Regions from separate parts of the Homo sapiens genome. Here region 2 is linked to region 1. A link is an interaction called in ENCODE POLR2A ChIA-PET data of the cell type or tissue named here. Cell type or tissue: PC-9. All regions are shown on one strand. Links, peaks and the distances in the headings refer to the core of each region. The heading gives the core; the rest is flanking DNA.

Region 1 (5,372 bases), core at 63-5,062:
CAACCTGTGAAACCCTGTCTGTACTAAAAATACAAAAATTAGCCGGGCGTGGTGGCGGGAGCCTGTAATCCCAGCTACTCTGGAGGCTGAGGCAGGAGAATTGCTTGAACCTGGGAGGCGGAGGTTGCAGTGAGCCGAGATCACTCCATTGCACTTCAGCCTGGGCGACAAGAGGGAAATTCTGTCTCAAAGATTAAAAAAAAAACAATGGAAATTATCCTGGGAGTTGGGGGAAGGTTGGGGAGATGCTGGTCAAAACAATGCAAAATGGCAGTTAAATAGGAGGAATACCTTCCAGAATCTACTGTACTACATGGTGACTGTAGTTAATGACGATGTATTCTTGAAAATCGCTAAGAGAGGCGGGGCGCGGTGGCTCACGCCTGTAATCTCAACACTTTGGGCGGCGGAGGCGGGTGGATCTTGAGGTCAGGAGTTTGAGGCCAGCCTGGCCAATATGGTGAAACCCCCATCTGTACTAAAAATACAAAAATTAGCCGGGCGTGGTGGCATATGCCTGTAGTCCCAGCTACTCGGGAAGCTGAGACAGGAAAATCGCTTGAACCCGGGAGGCGGAGGTTGCAGTGAGCCAAGATCGTGCCACTGCACTCCAGCCTGGGTGACAGAGCAAGACTCTGTCTCAAAAAAAAAGAAAAGAAAATTGGTAAGAGCGTAGATTATAGGTGTTCTTACCACAGAAAATAAGCATGTGAGGTGGTGTATATATTGGTTTGCATTAGCCATTGCACAGTGTGTACATATTTCAAAACATCATGCTGTATACAATAAATATATGAATTTTTTTTTTAGATGGAGTCTGGCTCTGTTGCCCAGGCTGGAGTGCAGTAGTACAAATCTCAGCTCACTGCAACCTCCGCCTCCCGGGTTCAAGCAATTCTCCTGCCTCAGCCTCCTGAGTAGCTGGGATTATAGGCATGCGCCACCATGCCCGGCTAATTTTTGTATTTTTAGTAGAGATGGGGTTTCACCATGTTGGTCAGGCTAGTCTCGGACTCCTGACCTCGTAATCCGCCCATGTCGGCCTCCCAAAGTGCTGGGATTACAGGCGTGAGCCACCACACCTGGCCCTGAATTTTTATTTTTAATTAAAAATTAATTTTTAAAAAGAAATGCGAATTCTCAGCCCTTCTCTAACATACTGAATCAGAAACTGTAAGGGAGAGTCCCAGTCATCTGTGTTTTGATCAAATAACTAGTGTAAATGCCTTTGTGCCTGTCTGGGCTGTACTGCTCATACATACACACATGATCTACATTCTCACAGAAAGGGACTGTGAGGACATGGGACAGGAGGGGCTCAGGCAGGCAGGAGGCATCCCAGCCAGCCTCAGCGAGGCCTTCAGGCTCCAGCTGATTACCCCCTCCTCACCTCCTTCACTCCCACTTGTGAACAGACAGCATTTGCATCATGATGCTGGAGAAGAGAGGGCCACACTGGGATTTCCACCGGGAGATTCCAGCTTCTCCCCCATCCCCCATTTTTGTAGTCAAACTCTCCATCACTCTCCACTTCCAGGGGGCGACGCTTCAGAGACTGACAACCTCTGGGCTGATGGGGAAGATGGAGTATCCTTCATACACCCCAGCAGCGAGCTCTTCCTGCAGCCTCTGGCAGGTATTGGCCCCAACCCCACCTCTGAGCCTGGCCTGGACTTCTTCCGCAGTCCCTGAGCCCACTCCTGCACTGCACTGAAGAGCCACCTGCACTGTGAATAACCTTGCATAGCACAGGATTCTTGCATAGCATAGGGTCATTTGAAAAGTGGGCTGTCATCATGCCATTGCACTCCAGCCTGGGCGACAAGAGCAAAACTCTGTCTTAAAAAAAAGGAAAGTGGGCTGCCAGTCGTGCTGGATGGCAATGCAGGGCATGCTGCGTGCTTTTCAAGTACCCCCTTGCTATGAATTCGCTTCAAATACCTGGGAGTGTGCAGGCTTGACAGAAGTCCCCCAGCTTCTCTCACCACCCTTGTAAGCTTGGTGCTGCTCTTTGCTCTAAAGTCCTGGGCTAGAATTAACCATGTGGCTGGAAAAGGCATGTATTTATTTATTTATTTATTTATTTATTTATTTATTTATTTTTATTTTTGAGACAGAGTCTCGCTCTGTCACCCAGGCTGGAGTGCAGTGGTGCGATCTTGGGTCACTGCAACCTCCGCCTCCCGGGTTCAAGTGATTCTGCAGCCTCAGTGCTGGAGTAGCTGGGATTGCAGGCGTGCGCCACCACACCCGGCTAATTTTGTATTTTTAGTAGAGGCGGGGTTGGCCAGGCTGGTCTTGAACTTCTGACCTCCGGTGATCCGCTCACCACGGCCTCCCAAAGTGCAATGATTATAGGCGTGTGCCACTGTACCCAGCCAAAGGCATGTATTTACTATATCCCAGCCCTACCACACCATATCATATCAGTTCTTTTACTCACAGTCACCGAGAACCACGGAGAGGTAGAGATCCGAAGGCACCTCAACTGCAGTCACTGCCCTTTGAGAGACTGCCAATGGCAGGCAGAGCTCCAGCTGGCTGAATGCCTGTGCCCAGAAGGCATGGAGCTAGCTGTGGATAACGTCACCTGCATGGGTATGTCCTACCTTTGCCCAAGGTCTGGACTCCTGGGGTCACAGACTGGGAGGAGCAGTAGGCCACTGGGAAAGATGGTATAGAGATTTGCTGTGTGCCAGGCCCTGTGGTGGGTGCTGGGCAGGGGATTGGAGATTCATCGGTGCACAGTGCCTTTCAGAGGCCTGTCGTCCAGTGTGGGAGGATGTTTAGATATAGCTATGTAAATGTATATCTCAAGTGACGATTGTTGTGGGAGGTATAAAGTGCTTTAGGGGTGTTCAAGAGGGAGAGGTTGCTTTTGCCCAGGATAATGGGGGAAGGCATCATGGAAAAATTAACACTTGAGCTGAGTCTTGAAGCGTGGGTAAAACTTGAGGGTAAAGGAACAGAGAAGACCTTCCCACTGGAGGTGTCTCTCTTTCTCCCTAGACCTGCACAAGCCCCCAGGCCCTCTGGTTCTGATGGTGGCTGTGGTGGCAACCTCAACACTGAGCCTCCTTATGGTGTGTGGGGTCCTGATTCTGGGTACGAAGCGTCTAGCAGGCACAGTTGATTCAAGGCTGCTCCTCTCCAGTGAGCTGGGATGGGTTTCTGCGGGGTCCCGGGGCTGACTTCAAGACCACTCACCGCAGCAGAGCCGTGGTAGACTCCTCTGGGATTCTAAGATAGGAAGGAGCTGGGGAGGCCTGGGGAAAACGTTTACCTTAATGAGCATCTGGAGGGGTGTCCTGGGCAGGTGGGGGAGGGAGAGTTGATGGGCAGGTGGAGGGTGTGCCGTTATTCTTCCCACCCCCAGTGAAGCAGAAGAAGTGGCAGGGCCTGCAGGAGATGAGGCTGCCGAGCCCTGAGCTTGAGCTGAGCAAGCTTCGAACCTCTGCCATCAGGACAGCCCCCAATCCCTATTATTGCCAGGTGGGGCTTGGCCCGGCCCAGTCCTGGCCTCTGCCACCAGGTGTCACCGAGGTTTCCCCAGCCAATGTTACTCTGCTCAGGTAAGTCTTCTGCCTCCTTCTGAGAACCTATGCACTCTGAATCCCCACCTCTGATTCTCTCCCTGCTGTAGTGAATTATAAGTCCCAGAAAAAATCTGGCCCACATCCCTTGTGTAAGGGAGAGGGAGGCCCTGAGAAGCTCCAGAAGGGGAAGTAACTTGCTCAATGTCACCTCTCCGTCCCAGTTCTTAGAATATGATCTCTCAGCTGGGCGTGGTGGCTCACACCTGTAATCCCAGAACTTTGGGAGGTCGAGGCAGGCAGGTCACCTGAGGTCGGGAGTTCGAGACCAGCCTGACCAACATGGAGAAACCCCATCTCTACTAAAAATACAAAATTAGCTGGGCATGGTGGCGCATGCCTGTAATCCCAGCTACGTGGGAGGCTGAGGCAGAAGAATCACTTGAACCTGGGAGGCGGAGGTTGTGGTGAGCCGAGATTGCGCCATTGCACTCCAGCCAGGGCGACAGAGTGAGACTCTGTCTCAATAAAAAAAAAATATGATCTGGCGCCTGTAATCTCAGCACTTTGGGAGGCCAAGGCAGGTGGATCACCTGAGGTCAGGGGTTCGAGACCAGCCTGGCCAACATGGTGAAACCCTGTGTCTACTAAAAACACAAAAAATAGCTGGGCGTTGTGGCGCTTGCCTGTAGTCCCAGCTACTCGGGAGACTGAGGCAGGAGAATCACTTGAACCCGAGAGGCAGAGGTTGCAGTGAGCCGAGATCGCGCTATTGCACTCCAGCCTGCATGACAGAGTGAGACTTCGTTTAAAAAAGAAAAAAAATCATGACTCTTGGAGCCCAGGGATTGCCTCCCGCCCAGGGCGTCTGCAGGGACCAGGGAAGTCCTCATCATGCACTCCCACCTTGACTCTGGCCCGCATCTGCCCTCTTTTTTGCCCTGGCTCTATGCCAGTGAGCACCACCCTTGCAGGGCTTCTACCTGGGGACATGCCATGGTATGGAGAGAGTCTATATAGGGTCAGCTGGGCATATGGCAGGGGCAGGGGAGGTAAAGGGGGTACTAGACTCTCTAGGACTCTTCTCCAGGCCGCCTGCCCACTCCCTTCCAACGTGTCTTCCTGCAGAGCCCTGGGCCATGGTGCCTTTGGGGAGGTGTATGAGGGACTGGTAATTGGCCTTCCTGGGGACTCCAGTCCCCTGCAGGTAGCTATCAAGGTGAGAGGAGTGGGACTTCTGGCTGGGGGTAGGAGAGCGGAACACCCTGAAGGGAAGGACAATGACTAGAGCTAGGGTTAACCCCCTCTCCTGAAGCGTGCAGGGCAGCTCAGAAACTGTGCCCTTTTCCTCCCCAGACCCTGCCAGAACTCTGCTCGCCTCAGGATGAGCTGGATTTCCTCATGGAGGCCCTCATCATCAGGTGCACCTGGGACCAGGGGCAGGGCTGGAAGGCGGGAGGGGAATGCCCGGGAACAGTTTCTCTTCACCCTGAGGCTGAGGTAGCAAGTCAGGGGACACAGAGGGCCTCTCCAGCTTTGTGGAGCCTAAAACATGGTTTCCGTCTCCCTCCTGGTAACGGGATATGTCCCCCACCCCACTCAGCAAGTTTCGCCATCAGAACATTGTGCGGTGTGTGGGGCTCAGCCTCAGGGCCACCCCTCGCCTCATTCTGCTGGAACTGATGTCTGGAGGGGACATGAAGAGTTTCCTGAGGCACAGTCGGCCACACCTGGTGAGACCCTTGTCTTAGCCCCCCCAGGCCCCTCTAAAGACCCTGTCCATGTGTCTGAGACCTACATGGACTGATGCCCCCTCTGCCTGACCCAGGGCCAGCCATC
Region 2 (5,372 bases), core at 98-5,097, 77 kb after region 1:
GGCAGAGGTTGCAGTGAACTGAAATAGCACCATTGCACTCCAGCCTGGGCAAAAAGAGCAAAACTCCATCAAAAAAAAAAAAAAAAAAAAAGTGTGGTAGCAAACAACAACAATAAAACATCTGAGTTGTTACCATTTGGGGGTAATTGTATGTTCATGTATAGTCTTCTATGTAAACATTAGTTTTTACTTCACTTTGAGTAAATACCTAGGACTGGGATTGCTGGGTTATATAGTAATACGTTTATGGTCTTTACCATTACCTTTTTTCCCATATTACTTTAATGTAAATTTATAAGCTTTAAAGACTTCTGGGCTGGGTGCAGTGGCTCACGTTTGTAATACCACTACTTTGGGAGGCTGAGGCAGGTATATCACTTGAGGTGTGCCTGGCCAACATGGTGAAACCTGATCTTTGCTAAAAATACAAAAATCAGCTGGGCATGGTGGCGCACGCCTGTAGTCCTAGCTGCTCAGGAGGCTGAGGTGGGAGAATCACTTGAGTCTGGGAGGTGGGGGTTGCGGTGAGCAAAGATCATGCCAGTGCACTCCAGCCTGGGCAACAGAGTGAGACTCTGTCTCAAAAAGGCAAAAAAGACTTCTGGTAAGTAATCTCTTCTCTGACCCCTTCAGTTTCACAAATGCATTATTATGCCAGTTTTATATTTTTATTTATTTATTTTTTTTGAGATGGACTCTCACTATGTCTCCCAGGCTGGAGTATAGTGGAGTGATCTCGGCTCACAGCAACCTCCGCCTCCCTGGTTCAAGTGATTCTCCTGCCTCAGCCTCCCAAGTAGCTGGGACTATAGGTGCACGCCACCACACCCAGCTAATAGTTTTGTATTTTTAGTAGAGACAGGTTTTCACCATGTTGGCCAGGATGGTCTCGAACTCCTGATGATCTGCCCACCTCAGCCTCCCAAAGTGTTGGGATTACAGGTGTGAGCCACCGCAGCCGACCTCAGTATGCCTGTTTGTTTTTCTTTTTTTTGTGAGACGGAGTTTCACTCTTGTTGCCCAAGCTGGAGTGCAATGGTGCGATCCCGGCTCACTACAACCTCGGCCTCCTGGTTCAAGCAATTCTCCTGCCTCAGCCTCCCAAGTAGCTGGGATTACAGGTGTGCACCACAACACCTGGCTAATTTTTTGTATTTTTAGTAGAAGTAGGGTTTCACCACATTAGCCAGGCTGGTCTTGAACTCCTGATCTCAGGTGAGCCGCCGCCTTGGCCTCCCAAAGTGCTGGGATTACAGGTGTGAGCCACCATGCCCAGCCTAGTATGCCTGTTTTAATACCAATTCGTTATAAGAGAAATTTGGATTTGCTATCAATCAAACCATAGTAGACATCTGTTAAAAGTTACTGTAACTGAAGTGTTAAGACATTAGTACTGCCTTCCTGTTAAGGAGGTTCCGCTCTACATACTGAAAACCTAGGCCGGGCGCAGTGGCTCACGCCTGTAATCCCAGCACTTTGGGAGGCTGAGGTGGGTGGATCACGAGGTCAGGAGATCAAGACCAACCTGGCTAACACAGTGAAACCCTGTCTCTACTAAAAATACAAAAAATTAGCCAGGCGTGGTGGCGAGCGCCTGTAGTCCCAGGTACTCCGGAGGCTGAGGTGGGAGAATGGCGTGAACCCGGGAGGCGGAACTTGCAGTGGGCCGAGATTGTGCCACTGCACTCCATCCAGACTGAGTGACAGAGCAAGACTCCATCTCAAAAAAAAAAAAAAAGAAAACCTAACAAACAGCTCTCCTTCATCAACAAACAACTGCATCTGATAAGTACAATCCCTCTTCTACTACATTAAATACCATATTAACAATAGTATGGCCAGGCACAGTGGCTCATGCCTGTAATCCCAGCATTTTGGAAGGCCGAGGTGGGCGGATCACAAGGTCAGGAGTTCAACACCATCCTGGCCAGCATGGTGAAACCACGTCTCTACTAAAAATACAAAAAATTAGCCAGGCATGGGGGCGTGCACCTGTAGTCTAGCTACTCGGGAGGCTGAGGCAGGAGAATCACTTCAACCTGGCAGGTGAAGGTTGCAGTGGGCCAAGATCGTGCCACTGCACTCTGGCCTGAGCAACAGAGGGAGACTGCGTCTCAAAAAAAAAAAAAAAGTATGAGCCAGGGACACTGGCTCACAACTGTAGTCCTAGCACTTTGGGAAGCCGACGAGGGCTGATCGTTTGAGCCCAGGAATTCGAGACCAGTCTGGGCAATGTGGTGAAACCCCGTCTGTACAAAAAATCCAAAAACTCAGCCAGGTGTGGTGGCACATGCCTATAGTCTCAGCTACTCAAGAGGCTGAGGCAGAATTGTTTTGAGTCTGGGTGGTTGAGAGTGCAGTGAACCACTTCACTCCAGCCTGGGAAATAGAGCAAGACACTGCCTTAAAAAGAAAAACCCAGTCGGGCGCGGTGGTTCACGCCTGTAATCCCAGCACTTTGGGAGGCCGAGGCAGGTGGATCACGAGGTCAGCAGTTCGAGACCAGTCTGACCAACATGGTGAAACCCTGTCTCCACTAAAAATACAAAAAAAGTAGCTGGGCGTGGTGGCAGGCGCCTGTAATCCCAGCTACTTGGGAGGCTGAGGCAGAAGAATTGCTTGAAACCAGAAGGCAGAGGTTGCAGTGAGCCGAGATTGCACCACTGCACTCTAGCCTGGGCAACAAGAGCAAAACTCCTTCTCAAAAAAAAAAAAAGAAAAAAGAAAAACCCGCTGGACGCAGTGGCTCACGACTGTAATCCCAGCACTTTGGGAGGCCAAGGTGGGCAGATCACGAGGTCAGGAGTTCAAGACCAGCCTGGCCAACATGATGAAACCCCGTCTCTACTAAAAATACAAAAAAATTAGCTGGGCATGGTGGCAGGCGCCTGTAATCCCAGCTACTTGGGAGTCTGAGGCAAGGAGAATCGCTTGAACCTAGGAGGTGGAGGTTGCAGTGAGCCGAGATCACACCACTGCACTCCAGCCCGGGCGACAGTGCAAGACTCTGTCTCAATACAAAAAAAAGAAAAGAAAACCCACAATAGTATGGAGACAGCAAAGACTCTCTTAACAGTGTGAAAGATACAAGATGCACTTCCCACAACTTGAGGATTGTATAGGAAGTTACTGGGAAAACTCACAGCAAGATTACTTTTTAGCTCAGTCCTTTATATTCTTTTTGTTTGTTTTTGGAGATGAAATCTTGGTCTGTCGCCTAGACAAGAGTGCAGTGGTATGATCTTGGCTCACTGCAGCCTTTGCCTCCCAGGTTCAAGCGATTCTCCCACCTCAGCCTTCCAAGTAGCTGGGACTACAGGCATGCACCACCACGCCCAGCTAATATTTTGTATTATTAGTAGAGACAGGGTTTCATCATGTTGCCCAGGCTGGTCTTGAACCTCTGAGCTCAGGCAATCTACCTGCCTCACCCTCCCAAAGTGCTAGGATTACAGGTGTGAGCCACGATGCCCAGCCAGTCCTTTACATTCTTATTGAGGGCTCATAATAGCTGAATAGACCAATATGCAACAAAAAAGTCTTCCCACCCTGTCTCTACTAAAAATACAAAAGATTAGTTGGGTGTGGTGCCACGCGCCTGTAGTCCCAGCTATTTGGGAGGCTGAGGCTGGAGAATCGCTTGAACCCGGGAGGTGGAGGTTGTAGTGAACCAGAGGTTGCAGTGAGCCGAGATCGCGCCACTGCACTCCAGCCTAGGGGGCAGCGAGACTCTGTCTCAAAAAAAAAAAAAAAAAAAAAATTAGCCAGACATGGTGGCATGCACCTGTAATCCCAGCTACTCACGAAGCTGAGGCAGGAGAACTGCGTGAACCCAGGAGGTAGGGATGGCAGTGAGCTGATATCGTGCCACTGCATTCCAGCCTGGGCAATAGAGCAAGACTCTGTCTCAAAAAAAAAAAAAAGAAAAGAAAAAATAAAATAAATTAAATTAAATTAAAAACAAAGAAAAAATAAGGAAAAGATACATGGTCCTTGACCTCATGGAATTTAAAATCAAGTATGGGAGACAAACAATGAACAAGTAAAGAAACAATGAATTCCATCTAATGGTAAGTGTTAAGAAGGAAGTGAATCAAATGAGTGCAGGGGCTATCTGCAGTAGGGTGGTTAGAGAGGCTTCTCTGAGGCACTGAGGCTGAGACTAGAAACTTCACGAGAGGAAAAGATGGTACAGTTTTCTGGACAGAGGCCTTCAGATGGAACAGCTAAGGCCCTGAAGCTGATAACAGCTTGGCTTAGTCAAAGAACTGAAAGAGAAACTGTGACTAAAGTTTAGCAGGCAAGCAGGAGAATTGAATGCGGTGGGTTAGTGGTAAGAAGAAAACATATCTTTCTGAGCTTTATAAAACAGGGTGAGGAGCATGGAAGTTAGGCAGTGGGAAGCCATCAAATGGTTTGAAGCAGGGGAGTAACCCAATCCAGCAAGGGTTTTAAAAGAGCACTCCTGGAAAGAGAGAGAGAGAGAAAAAAAAAAAAAGAGCACTACAACTGGTAGATGAACAGACTAGAGGGGCCAGGGTGGAAGTACAGAGAGGACTCAGAAGGAACCCACAGCAGTCGCATTAAACAAGTAGCCACAGGGACAGAGAGAAGTGGAAGGATCTACGAGATGACGAGGAAAAAAGAGTAATTCGCAGAGCTTTAAATCCGAGAAGTTACTTCCTAGTGTCCCTTTCATAGCAAAACTGTTGGTTGATTTAAACAGTGAATATTGGCTGGGCGTGGTGGCTCACAGGTGGCTTACAGGTGGCCTGTAATCCCAGTACTTTGGGAGGCCAAGGTAGGAGGAAGGATCCCTTGAGCCCAGGAATTTGAGACCAGCATGGGCAACACAGGGAGACCCTGTCTCTACAAAAAATTAAAAATCAATTCGCTGTGGCCAGGAGTGGTGGCTCACGCCTGTAATCCCAGCACTTTGGGAGGCCAAGATGGGCAGATTACTTGAGGTCAGGAGTTTGAGACCAGCCTGGCCAACATGACGAAACCCCGTCTCTACTAAAAATACAAAAAGTAGGCAGATGTGGTGGCATATGCTTGTAATCCCAGCTACACAGGAGGCTGTGGGAGAACTGGTTGGGCCCAGGAGGCAGAGAGGTTGCAGTGAGCTGAGATCACACCACTGCACTCCAGCCTGGGCAACAGAGCAAGACTCTGTCTCAAAATAAATAAATAAATTAGCTGGGCATGGTGGCACACACCTGTGATCCCAGCTACTCCAGAGGCAGAGGAGGGAGGATCACTTGAAGCCAGGAGGTCAAAGCTAGAGTGATCCATGACCACGTCACTGCACTTCAGCTTGGGTAACAGAGTGAGACCCTGTCTTCAAAAAAAAAAAAAGGAGTAGGGGGCCG

Evidence for each region. Peaks named below come from ENCODE experiments on the same cell type or tissue, not always from the same donor. Only the 100,000 strongest peaks of a DNase experiment are listed, where the experiment ranks them.
Region 2: POLR2A ChIA-PET joins it to region 1 with 9 read pairs; 4 of 35 experiments call an interaction of 5 or more read pairs at or near these places.

Annotation. Positions count from the first base shown.
Region 1 is chr15:41,505,295-41,510,666 of GRCh38, reverse strand. It overlaps LTK (leukocyte receptor tyrosine kinase), which reads left to right. Exons shown (of 20, transcript NM_002344.6): 8 at 1,538-1,636; 9 at 2,446-2,598; 10 at 3,010-3,105; 11 at 3,377-3,572; 12 at 4,662-4,752; 13 at 4,890-4,954; 14 at 5,137-5,266; 15 at 5,362-5,372. Among named protein-coding and RNA genes, the nearest start is that of LTK, 5.8 kb to the left of the region's middle. In PC-9, for the core only: no CTCF peak of the experiment used is centred there; a DNase peak (open chromatin) is centred at 2,566.
Region 2 is chr15:41,428,563-41,433,934 of GRCh38, reverse strand. All of the region lies in intron 1 of RTF1 (RTF1 homolog, Paf1/RNA polymerase II complex component), which reads right to left. Among named protein-coding and RNA genes, the nearest start is that of RTF1, 14 kb to the right of the region's middle. RefSeq lists enhancers at 1,660-2,160, 4,142-4,361. In PC-9, for the core only: no CTCF peak of the experiment used is centred there; no DNase peak of the experiment used is centred there.